Linked DNA regions of Homo sapiens: region 1 is linked to region 2. A link is a contact called in ENCODE Hi-C or POLR2A ChIA-PET data. All regions are on one chromosome and are shown on one strand. The core of a region is the stretch at or near the end of the contact, and the rest is flanking DNA. Distances in the headings are between cores, read along the strand shown. Region 1 has its middle 24 kb from the start of MIR5580. Region 2 overlaps LOC107984676 (a long non-coding RNA gene).

Region 1 (5,086 bases), core at 1,780-4,279, 36 kb after region 2:
ATTGAATTACATAAACTGAGAAGCAGGAAATATGACCACCATGTATCTGATTATTCTTTCTTAAATTACATAAGGGCTAACCTCAGGGATTAAAAACAGCTCCAAAGGACTCATAAGTCATCATACATTATTAACAGGAAATATTATTTGCAAGGCATCTTAATATCCTATAACATAGCCTAATATTTTTATTAGCTATGTTTCACAAACACTCTCGGGGGTGGTATCATAGATTTGTCACCATCTTACCACTTAGGAAACAGGCGAAGATTGAACACATGCCTTGCACAGGAAACTTCCCATAATTAGAAGTCATGGTTTCTAAATTACCAATCTCTCCTATGAATCACATCTTCCATACAAAAGAAATTGTCCAAACGTGCATCCATAGGCATCTATGCCTATGGTGCATGGTTTTAGAGATTCTGTAAATGTTAGAAACAGTTTTAGCCTATAAAATGGCATCAGCTCCAAAGTTCTCTCCTGATGCTTTGAAGCTAGGCTGTGCATATGCTAGAAATTGTCTTTTGAAAAAATACTTTTTATCAGAAGAGACTTTATTAATCCGTATCACTATTTAAATTGCTAAGAGGTGATTTGTTACCTCTGTCCAGAGCTAAGCAAAGGCCAGATGATGAAGAGCCCTGAATGCCGTGCTGGGGAGTCTGGACCTTATTCGAACAACTAAGGAGGGCCCGGGATGGGAGGGAAAGAAATGCTCAGATTTACATTTGGGAAAACTCATTCTAACGTCATGAGGAAAGATGGTCTGGAAAAAGGTAATACCATGTGCAGGAAGATAAACTAGGGGAGCAGAGCGATTGTGAAGGGTTATGTTGGCTTGAATTAAGAAGGAGGCAGTGAAGGTGGAGCCGGAAAAAAGAATCTAAGAGGTGTTGAGTAGATAAAATCAGTGGGCTAAAAGGAAGCCAGAGGGGATAGAATCCAGAGCCCAGGAGTAGGGATTGACCTTATGTACAAGGAGGAATATCTTTACTTTTTGTTTTTTTGAGACAGGGTCTCACTCTGTTGCCCAGGTTTGAGTGCAGTGGCACAATCTCGGCTCACTGCAACCTCTGCCTCCCTGGTTTCAGTGATTCTTGTACTTCAGCCTCCCGAGTAGCTGGGGTTACAGGCGTGAGCCACCACGCCCAGCCCATCTTTTTAATCATGATAGGGAAAAAGGAGAAGAACAAATATTTGTTGAAGAATGAAAAAGGAGCATGCCAAAGCCATCAGTGGTCAGTAGAAAGTGAGAGAAGAGTGATCAGAAGACGGAGGTCAGTAGAAAACAGCGACGGATAGAGATGACCTCAGAGGAACGGGGCTTTTCACGACTGTGTAAGGACAAGTGGGAAGTGAACAGAAACCTGGGCAAGCAGCCTGCATTGGGAAGGCCCCCAGCAGAAGGAAGCCTGGGGAGCAGCCAGGTTTGAGTTAAAGCAGGAAACAGAGGGAATGCTCTGACAACCTGGGGATGCATTTGCCATAGAACAAAGTTTTGCTCTGCTAATTCTGCAGCTCCTATCAAAATGACTCTGAAGTCTAATTCTGATCTCACATGTTCACTTGTAGCTTTCCTTTCCAAGAAAGTGTCAGCTATAAATTAAATAGGCAATGTTTTCTAGTTGTACTCACCGTAAAACATATTAAAATACTTGGCCATGGGGAATGGAACACCAGGCTACTCTTAACCCAAAGGTGGCAACCTCAATTCCAAGATCTGTGTACTCTGGGATATGCAGTCCCCATGCATTGATCACTAGGCATGACGAGTGGTCTCAAAAGTCTTCTAAAGTCACCCAAAATACAACAAATTTCAGACGTAAGGGTGTGCACAAGCACACACACATGCACACACAAGGAATAGTGTTATTCAGGCCAGAAATAAAACATGTTTTTAAAGACTATGAAAATACTAACTACGTACCCTTGTGACACTATTAAATGCTTTGTATTTGAAGTATAAATATAGACCAATAATATATTATCTTCTTAGGAAAATTTTATAATGTAGCATACATAAAGTGAACATTAAAAGTTCTAAATTTGTTTCAAATATCATGTATGTCCAACAATCTCCCCAGGTTAACTTATAATGACCATGAGACAATAGGATGCCAAGGACTCTGTAGAGAAACCTATGGCACTCCACTCAGAAAAATATAAATTATGTGTTTTTTCCATACCACAAAAGCCACAAAAGGTCATCAATCCAACCAAAGTATTCAAATAAAGGTTCTGCCAGGCCACTGAGTCCATTATGGCAAACTGGGCAGGTGGCTTCAGCAGAAACCCTTCCATCTGAAAACTTTCCCTTAATATTTATCTCCTTTCACTTAATCTCACCAACCCCAATTTCTCTGAGCCAAAACCTACATAGCCAGGAGATGCTATTTGTAGAAATTTTTTCAAACCTTAATCTCTATCCAAGATGAAATTGTAATGGTATAAATGTTCTTTCACCATTATATATATACACACACACACACATATATATATAGATATGTATCTAGATACATACATACATACATATCTATCTATATATCTTCCCTAACTCTTCTGTCCACATTTTTGTGCTCTGGAAGGCTTCCTATCTCAGGACACATAGCTTACATACCTAGGGCCAGATACAGAAGCTCAGCCATTGTGCAGGAGAAACTGTGTAAGGCCATGTCGTCTTATTTGTTTTCCCTGGCCAGCTTCCCCAGAGTACCTGTCTAGAGGGAAAATGCATACATCTCATATACAAAATGCAATAACAACCCCTAGAATTTTACTTTCTTTTTCAATTATTTTCTAATCTTGAAGAGCAAATTCAAGATAAATATGACAATGGTGTCCCTTCTCAAAATCAGTTCACAAGCACAAATAAGCTTTTTTCTGAGGTCTTAGAGAAAACTCCAGTGCTTCTCCACAAAGAAAAGGAAACAAATTCCATGCAGCCACGTGATTATAAAAGGAAGTTTTACTCATGTCCTTCTCTATGTAGATTTACGAGGGTTTCTGCTGACACGAAGTATGTTCTCTACTGAATTCCTCAAGTGAAGCAAAACCACACGTATCTGGTTCTAAAGCAACATATTGAGTCACTAGTTTACATAGCAAATGTGAAATAGTCATTTGGAAGCCTGAGGCATACCTGTGAAGTGGATTGAACCATAAGAATTGCCTGGGAAAAGAAAAGAATAAAAAAAAAATGCAAAAAAACAACAACAAAAAAAACTACATTTAAAAAATCACCAGTCTAAAATTCAGCTTAGCTTACAAATCACCTCAACTACTTACTCATAGGTAGGTGCCAGCAGAATGCACACTGGACAGAAAGCAGGGAATCTGGGTGCATGTATTTGCCTAATGAATGAACTCTTGCAGCTGTTGCAGAATGGACACTTGATGCAATCGTTAATTCTCCCTTAGATTCTAATGGTGGCTATTCTGACGTTGTTTGCCAAGGCGTTGTGTTTCTTTTAGTGTTTGGACCTAATAGTCGTCGTGGTCTGGTCTCTTTCTGTTGCTGTCCTGGAATCGGTCATCAAACTTTCAGCAGTGCTACTTCTGTAATCTTACCCTCAAGTCCATTTTTTCTTGCATTCCCATTGCAACAACCCAAGCTCTGGCTCTCATTATCATTCCCAAAGGTTACTGCAATCTTCCTAGCTAGTTTTTTGGTGCCAAAGCTTTCATTGCACACCAAGGCCAGATCAGTTTTCTCAGAACACTGCTTGGATCATGGCTGGAAATTTCAAGTTTAAACTCCATAGGTTCTCCCTGCTCTGCTCTTCCTTCTTCTATTTCTCAAGAACATATATGACCTCCCCAGTAAATGCCTTACCCTCAAGCCGATTGGATCATTGGTTATTCCTCAAGCTTACTCTATTTATTCTACCTTTATGCCTTTGCTCCTGTTTTTCCCACTGCCTAGAATGCCACTTCCCATCCATGGAAAACTGCACCATCTGTGAACTGCCAACACAAATATCACTTTCTGTGTAAAATTGTCAATTAAAAAACCAGGGCCCAGCTCAGTGGCTCATGCCTGTAACTCCAGCACTTTGGGAGGCCAAGGCAGCAGGACTGCTTGAGGCCAAAAGTTTGAGACCAGCCTAGAGACCCTGACACCACACACACACACACACACACACAAATTAGGCAGCATAGCAACTCACAACTGTAATCTCATCATTTTGGGAGACTGAGGTGGGAGGATGACTTGAGCCCAGGAGTTCAAGACCAGCCTGGGCAACAGGGCAAAACCTTGTCTCTACAAAAATATAAAAATTAGCCAGGCATGGTGGTATGCACCTATAGTTCCAGCTACTAGGGACGCTGAGGTAGGAGGATCACCTGAGTCCAGGAGGTCAAAGCTGCAGTGAGCCATGATAGTGTCACTGCTCTCCAGCTTGAGTGAAAGAGTGAGACTCTGTCTCAAAAATTATTATTAAATTAAATTAAATTAATAAATTAGCCTGGCATGGTGGCATACACGTGTAGACCTAGCCACTTGGGAAGTGGAGGTGGAAGAATCGCTTGAGTCCAAGAGTTTGAGGCTGTAGTGAACTATGATCATGCCATTGCATTCCAGCCTGGGTGACAGAGGAGCTGTCTGTAAAAACAAAAAAACAGGATAATTTCTCTCTCTCTCTTTCTTTCAATATCCACTGTGCTTTGTTCAAGCTTCCACTTGTGATGTTTCAAAATACTTTCTGATATTTGTTTTTTAACTCCCATCTTATTTATGCATTCAATACATGTACATTGAAAGCTTACCAAATTTAAGGCACCGTGCTAAAAGTTGGAAGCACAGGGGAAAATAAGCAGGAATGTAGTCCCTGCTTTCATGGAGGTGTAGTCTCACAGAGAAACAGTTATTGCATAAACAATTGCAGAATAATAATGAATTATTTACATAATGAATAACAAGAGAAATTAGGACTACAGTTTCAGGCTACATAATAGGGGCCCTCAACCACAATAGGGGAGCATCAGGCAAAGTGTCCCAGAAAAAGTGATGCTTAGGCTGAGATAAAAGGGATTTGCAAGAAGTATCCCAAACAAAAATTTGATCAAGGGTGTACCAGGCCAA
Region 2 (4,587 bases), core at 1,067-3,566:
CATGGAGGTGATAATCACGAGAGAATGAAGAGACACTCTAAGAGAGCTGGTGTGCCAAGAGCTTAGACTACAGGGCATGGGGAGGGAAAAGATGGGTCTAGGGAGGTAGACTAAGCATGGAAAGTCTTGAATGGACTTTATCCTCTAGGTGATGAAAACTGCTGGACAGTTTTAAACAAAAGAGGAACAAGATTATTATGGCAGGAGTTTGGCAAATAGACTTAAAAAGTAAGGAGGGATTGGATAAGTACAGAGAAGAGGGATCTATTAGAAGCTAGGGACTAAGCACAGAAAAGACATTAGAAGGTAAAATCAGCCGGCCTCCCTGAGTCATGCCTGTAATCGCAGCACTTTGGGAGGCCACAGGTCACCTGAGGTCAGGAGCTCGAGACCAGCCTGACCAACATAGAGAAACCCCTTCTCTACTAAAAACACAAAATTAGCTGGGCGTGGTGGTGAATGCCTGTAATCCCAGCTACTCGGGAGGCTGAGGCAGGAGAATCGCTTGAACCCAGGAGGCGGAGGTTGCTGTGAGCCGAGATTGTGCCATTGCACTCCAGCCTGGGTAAAAAGAGCAAAACTCTGTCTCAAAAAAAAAAAAAAAAAAAAAAAAAAAAAAAAGGTAAAATCAACAGGAACGGGTGTTCAGTTCAATGTAGGAGGCATTACAGAAAGAAGAAAACAAACCTTAACAAAGGATTCCTTACACTGGCCTCATTGTGCTACTTCAGACAGTGATGAATTTATAACTGCCAAATTGAGACACACACAAAACCACCATATCTACATCAAATGTACTATGATTACACTTGGAGGTTTGAGCTTAATAAGAAAATACTGGCTGTCCATCCCATTACTGGGCGTATACCCAAAGGATTATAAATCATGCTGCTATAAAGACACATGCACACGTATGTTTATTGTGGCACTATTCACAATAGCAAAGACTTGGAACCAACCCAAATGTCCATCAATGATAGACTGGATTAAGAAAATGTGGCACATATACACCATGGAATACTATGCAGCCATAAAAAGGATGAGTTCATGTCCTTTGTAGGGACATGGATGAAGCTAGAAACCATCATTCTGAGCAAACTGTCACAAGGACAGAAAACCAAACACCGCATGTTCTCACTCATAGGTGGGAATTGAACAGTGAGAACACATGGACACAGGGTGGGGAACATCACACACCAGGGCCTGTTGTGCGGTGGGGGGAGGGGGGAGGGACAGCATTAGGAGATATACGTAATGTAAATGATGAGTTAACGGGTGCAGCACACCAACATGGCACATGTATATATACGTAACAAACCTGCACATTGTGCACATGTACCCTAGAACTTAAAGTATAATAATAATTTAAAAAAAAAGAAAAGAAAGTATTGGCTGTCATTAAAAAAACATATTATTTTTTTCAAAAACGAAAACCTTTGCGAACACATTCTAATTTATACCAAAGAACTAAAGTGCCAGGAAGACATAGGGACAATTCAAATTTGAGTTTGTGATGAGTGGCTATGATCAAATTTTGCATTATTCCTTAGATTTAATTTATCATCTCTGTAAGCAACAATCTTCAGGGCAAGGGAGAGCTTTTAGAGCCTTTGTTACAGTCAAATTTATCTAAAAGACAGAACTTTTCATCAAGGGAATTAAAGACAGCACGGCTTCTTCCATACACTTGGGTTAAGTTGGTTTTTTTTTTCTTTTCTTTCAAATATCAATAGCTTAAGACAGAAACAGCATATGGGAAACCCAGAAAACCATTTACACTCAGCAGATATGTCCAGCTGGACTTCACCCCAGCAGAGGTTAAACATTAACAGGTGCAAGGAGAGACTTTTGTGAAAATACTGTTTCATATGACTTCATCTCATAAACAGTTAATGTTCGTGGATATTTTATACCCCCTTAGGCAACAATTTCTTTTTCCTCCCCTGTTCACTTCAGCAGTCCTGTTTTCTCCACCCTGGCTTCCCTATTTCATCCCCCATCACATCCCAAGAAATGAATTCTCCTATCTTCCTCCTCTTTTGGCATGCCCCATTAAACTTGGAGCAGTCTTAGGTGATTTTGCTTCCTGCTTGAGAAAGGGATGTCATCATGGTGTATCTGAATCTGGAACTGGCAAATATATGCTCCATATAGACCCATCACTCCTTGTCGATGACATTGATAAGAAATTGTAGCACTTTTCTCCCCTGATTCTAGGTGTGCCTCCAAATTTTTCTCAATTCAGTATCCTAAGCAATCACTACCATTTGGTAGGAGCAGGTGCTTGGGGTGCAGGCTAATTGCCATCCCTATCTGAGATCCTGGTCATGTGCTTCCCTCTTCTGTAGGTGGAGTTCTACTTTTACAGCTCTTAGCATCAGTGTTTCAGGATATAATAGGTGGTGTGTGTGTGTGTGTGTGTGTGTGTGTGTGTTTAAAAAAAAAAAGTAACCCCCTTTTCTAAAACTCAACTACAACCTTCTTAACAAACCAGCTCAAAATATGCCAACCACCTACTTATACTAACTTTTTTTTCCTTCCTCTCCCATTTTGTCTCCAATTTCTTCCTCCCCACCACCCCATCTTTCCCTCAGTAATGGTGGTGGTCGTAGCTCCAAAAGGGAGACCATTCTAAGAACCTAATGAATCTGAGAATGTGAAGGTTTATAGGAACTTCCTAAATTAAAATGTGGGCATTGCTTCACCCCAGAATGTCCTTGTATCCTTTCTGAAAGACAGTGCAAGCAGAATGCATCTCACCTGTTCCATGCAGCTCCATTCATTTGGGGTCCTCTTCTGCTACCTGGGGAACCTGGCAAAGTGTACTTGTATTGTGTACATGGGGCCTCTGGGCTTGTCTCACAGGCCATGGTGGGAGGTAGAGGAAGTGGAAGGGAAAATATTCCTACCCAAGATCTGGCTACTGACCTCTTCTAGAGTCTGTTGTACCCAAGCTGTACAACAGAGTATGAGAGAAAGAGAAAGAAGTGAGGAAAGTGGTGGGAAAGGGAGGTGGTGGGCAGAGTAGAGAGGAGGCAAGGAAGGTTGGGGAGGAAGGAGAAGAGAAAAAGAGGAGGAGGGAAGGGGAAGAAGAAAAGGAAAGAACACAAGGTGTTGCATATGGATTTTCTCCTGTAATTTTCACAGCAAGCCTGGGAAATATACATAACCATTATTGCTGTTCCTTTTCTCTTCAGATGAGGAAACTGAAGCTTAGAAAGTTTAAGAAACTGGCTTAAGATCTCATAGGTAGTAATTCGTGATGCAAGAATTTCATCCCATGTAGTCTGAATCCAGAGCCTGCTATTCCTGCAAGGAGTAAAAGAAGAACATACAAACTAAAGATGGTAAAATGGGCTTTCTAAAGAAGTTTGAGCATCTTTGGAAATAGGGAAACAGAATTAATGCTGTGTTTTAAAAAAAGTAGACCAAAGCTACAGGGACTTTGGAGATCCTCTAGTCTAAGTGGATTATTTTCAGAAGATGAAACTGAGGCTAACAGAAGCTAGGGAGGACCCTCTCTCCTCCCAACTCCAAGTCCTGGCTTCATAAACAGGCCTTTAAAAAGCGAAGTTATTGCCGTCAAGAACTGCTTAGATTTAGTTGGGAGAAGAGAGCAGGAAGGGAGAAGGGTTGGAACTGGCTAATTGTCAGTTGTTACCCACACTGGGTTAATTTCAAGTCTAATGGTACCTGAAGTCAGTTCCTCCTCTCCCTCCTGGGTGGGGGTCAGACAGAGACTCACTTAGTGAATGCCCGGGGGTCCATTCAGTGATGGTGGTTGAGACAATGCTGGCTGGTGCAGATTGCTTGTTTTGGAACCAGCATTCCAGGGCAGGCATTCCACACAAGTGGCCACAGCATTCTGCATTCTTGGAAGGGACCACTACATCCCAGGAATGGATGGCTTTGTTATGTCTTATCTCCTAATCTGCAGTTGGAGATTTTCCTTCCTTTTGCAGGTGCTCTCATTTCCTTCATTATTTGTTTATTAGAAAATCTTGTGGCCTTCCAAAGTTATTCTTATGCTAAGGAAGGTCGAATGTGATAACATATTTGTGTTGGCCAAGAGTGAGGACATAGCAAACACTGAGAGTCACATAATCATGAGTATAACTGAAAGTGGTGCTTCACTATAAACAAAAGTTCCCTGCCCCCAACAGTGGGGGTCATTAAAGTTTCAAAAGTAGAGAGAGAAGGCAAGAGGTTGCTCCTTCGTCTGCTGGTGCTACAAATCTAGTTGCTTGAGCTCTGTGGAAGTTGTGGCTGGAACTATTTTTAAGATTTAATTCAGGGGCTACAGAGTTCAGAGAGCATTGCCAAAAGAATGCCTGAGAAGGCCTAAACTGGACCAAGGGTTCTGCGTGGGAAATAAGTTTTCCACACTTTTACATCCCGAAACCTAGGGAAAAACAAAGCAACACTGAGTGTGTGGGGCCAGAGATGAACCTCACCTTATCTTTGCTTCCAAAAAATAAAAGGATGACCAAGAGAAAAGCCAAAAAATCTTTTTAGCAAAGCATTATTCAGCTGACGTTCTCATTTCTCACACACCCTCTAAACATTAAGTAGACATCAGAAGTCCAC

Evidence for each region. Hi-C counts contacts between places; a loop is a spot of excess contacts on that map. ChIA-PET counts read pairs that join two places held with the same protein, here RNA polymerase II (POLR2A). Pooled maps may share reads with other maps.
Region 1: a loop to region 2 is called in a map of endothelial cell of umbilical vein, with 2.8 times the contacts of the local background. The contact joins two enhancer-like sites. A Hi-C loop is called at or near these places in 4 of 168 maps with a recorded cell type or tissue (Caco-2, astrocyte of the cerebellum, endothelial cell of umbilical vein and 1 more) and 5 of 50 pooled maps. POLR2A ChIA-PET finds 5 or more read pairs at or near these places in 4 of 52 experiments (AG04450, PC-9, activated CD4-positive, alpha-beta T cell and 1 more).

The regions. Positions count from the first base shown.
Region 1 is chr14:53,921,927-53,927,012 of GRCh38, forward strand. No RefSeq gene overlaps it. Among named protein-coding and RNA genes, the nearest start is that of MIR5580, 24 kb to the right of the region's middle. Within about 2 kb of position 3,030, at least 2 of the 41 ENCODE cell types and tissues checked have a DNase peak (open chromatin) inside an H3K27ac peak, as active enhancers do; they include endothelial cell of umbilical vein, where a contact is called at or near this core.
Region 2 is chr14:53,886,880-53,891,466 of GRCh38, forward strand. All of the region lies in intron 2 of LOC107984676 (a long non-coding RNA gene), which reads right to left. Among named protein-coding and RNA genes, the nearest start is that of LINC02331, 38 kb to the left of the region's middle. Within about 2 kb of position 2,317, at least 5 of the 41 ENCODE cell types and tissues checked have a DNase peak (open chromatin) inside an H3K27ac peak, as active enhancers do; they include endothelial cell of umbilical vein, where a contact is called at or near this core.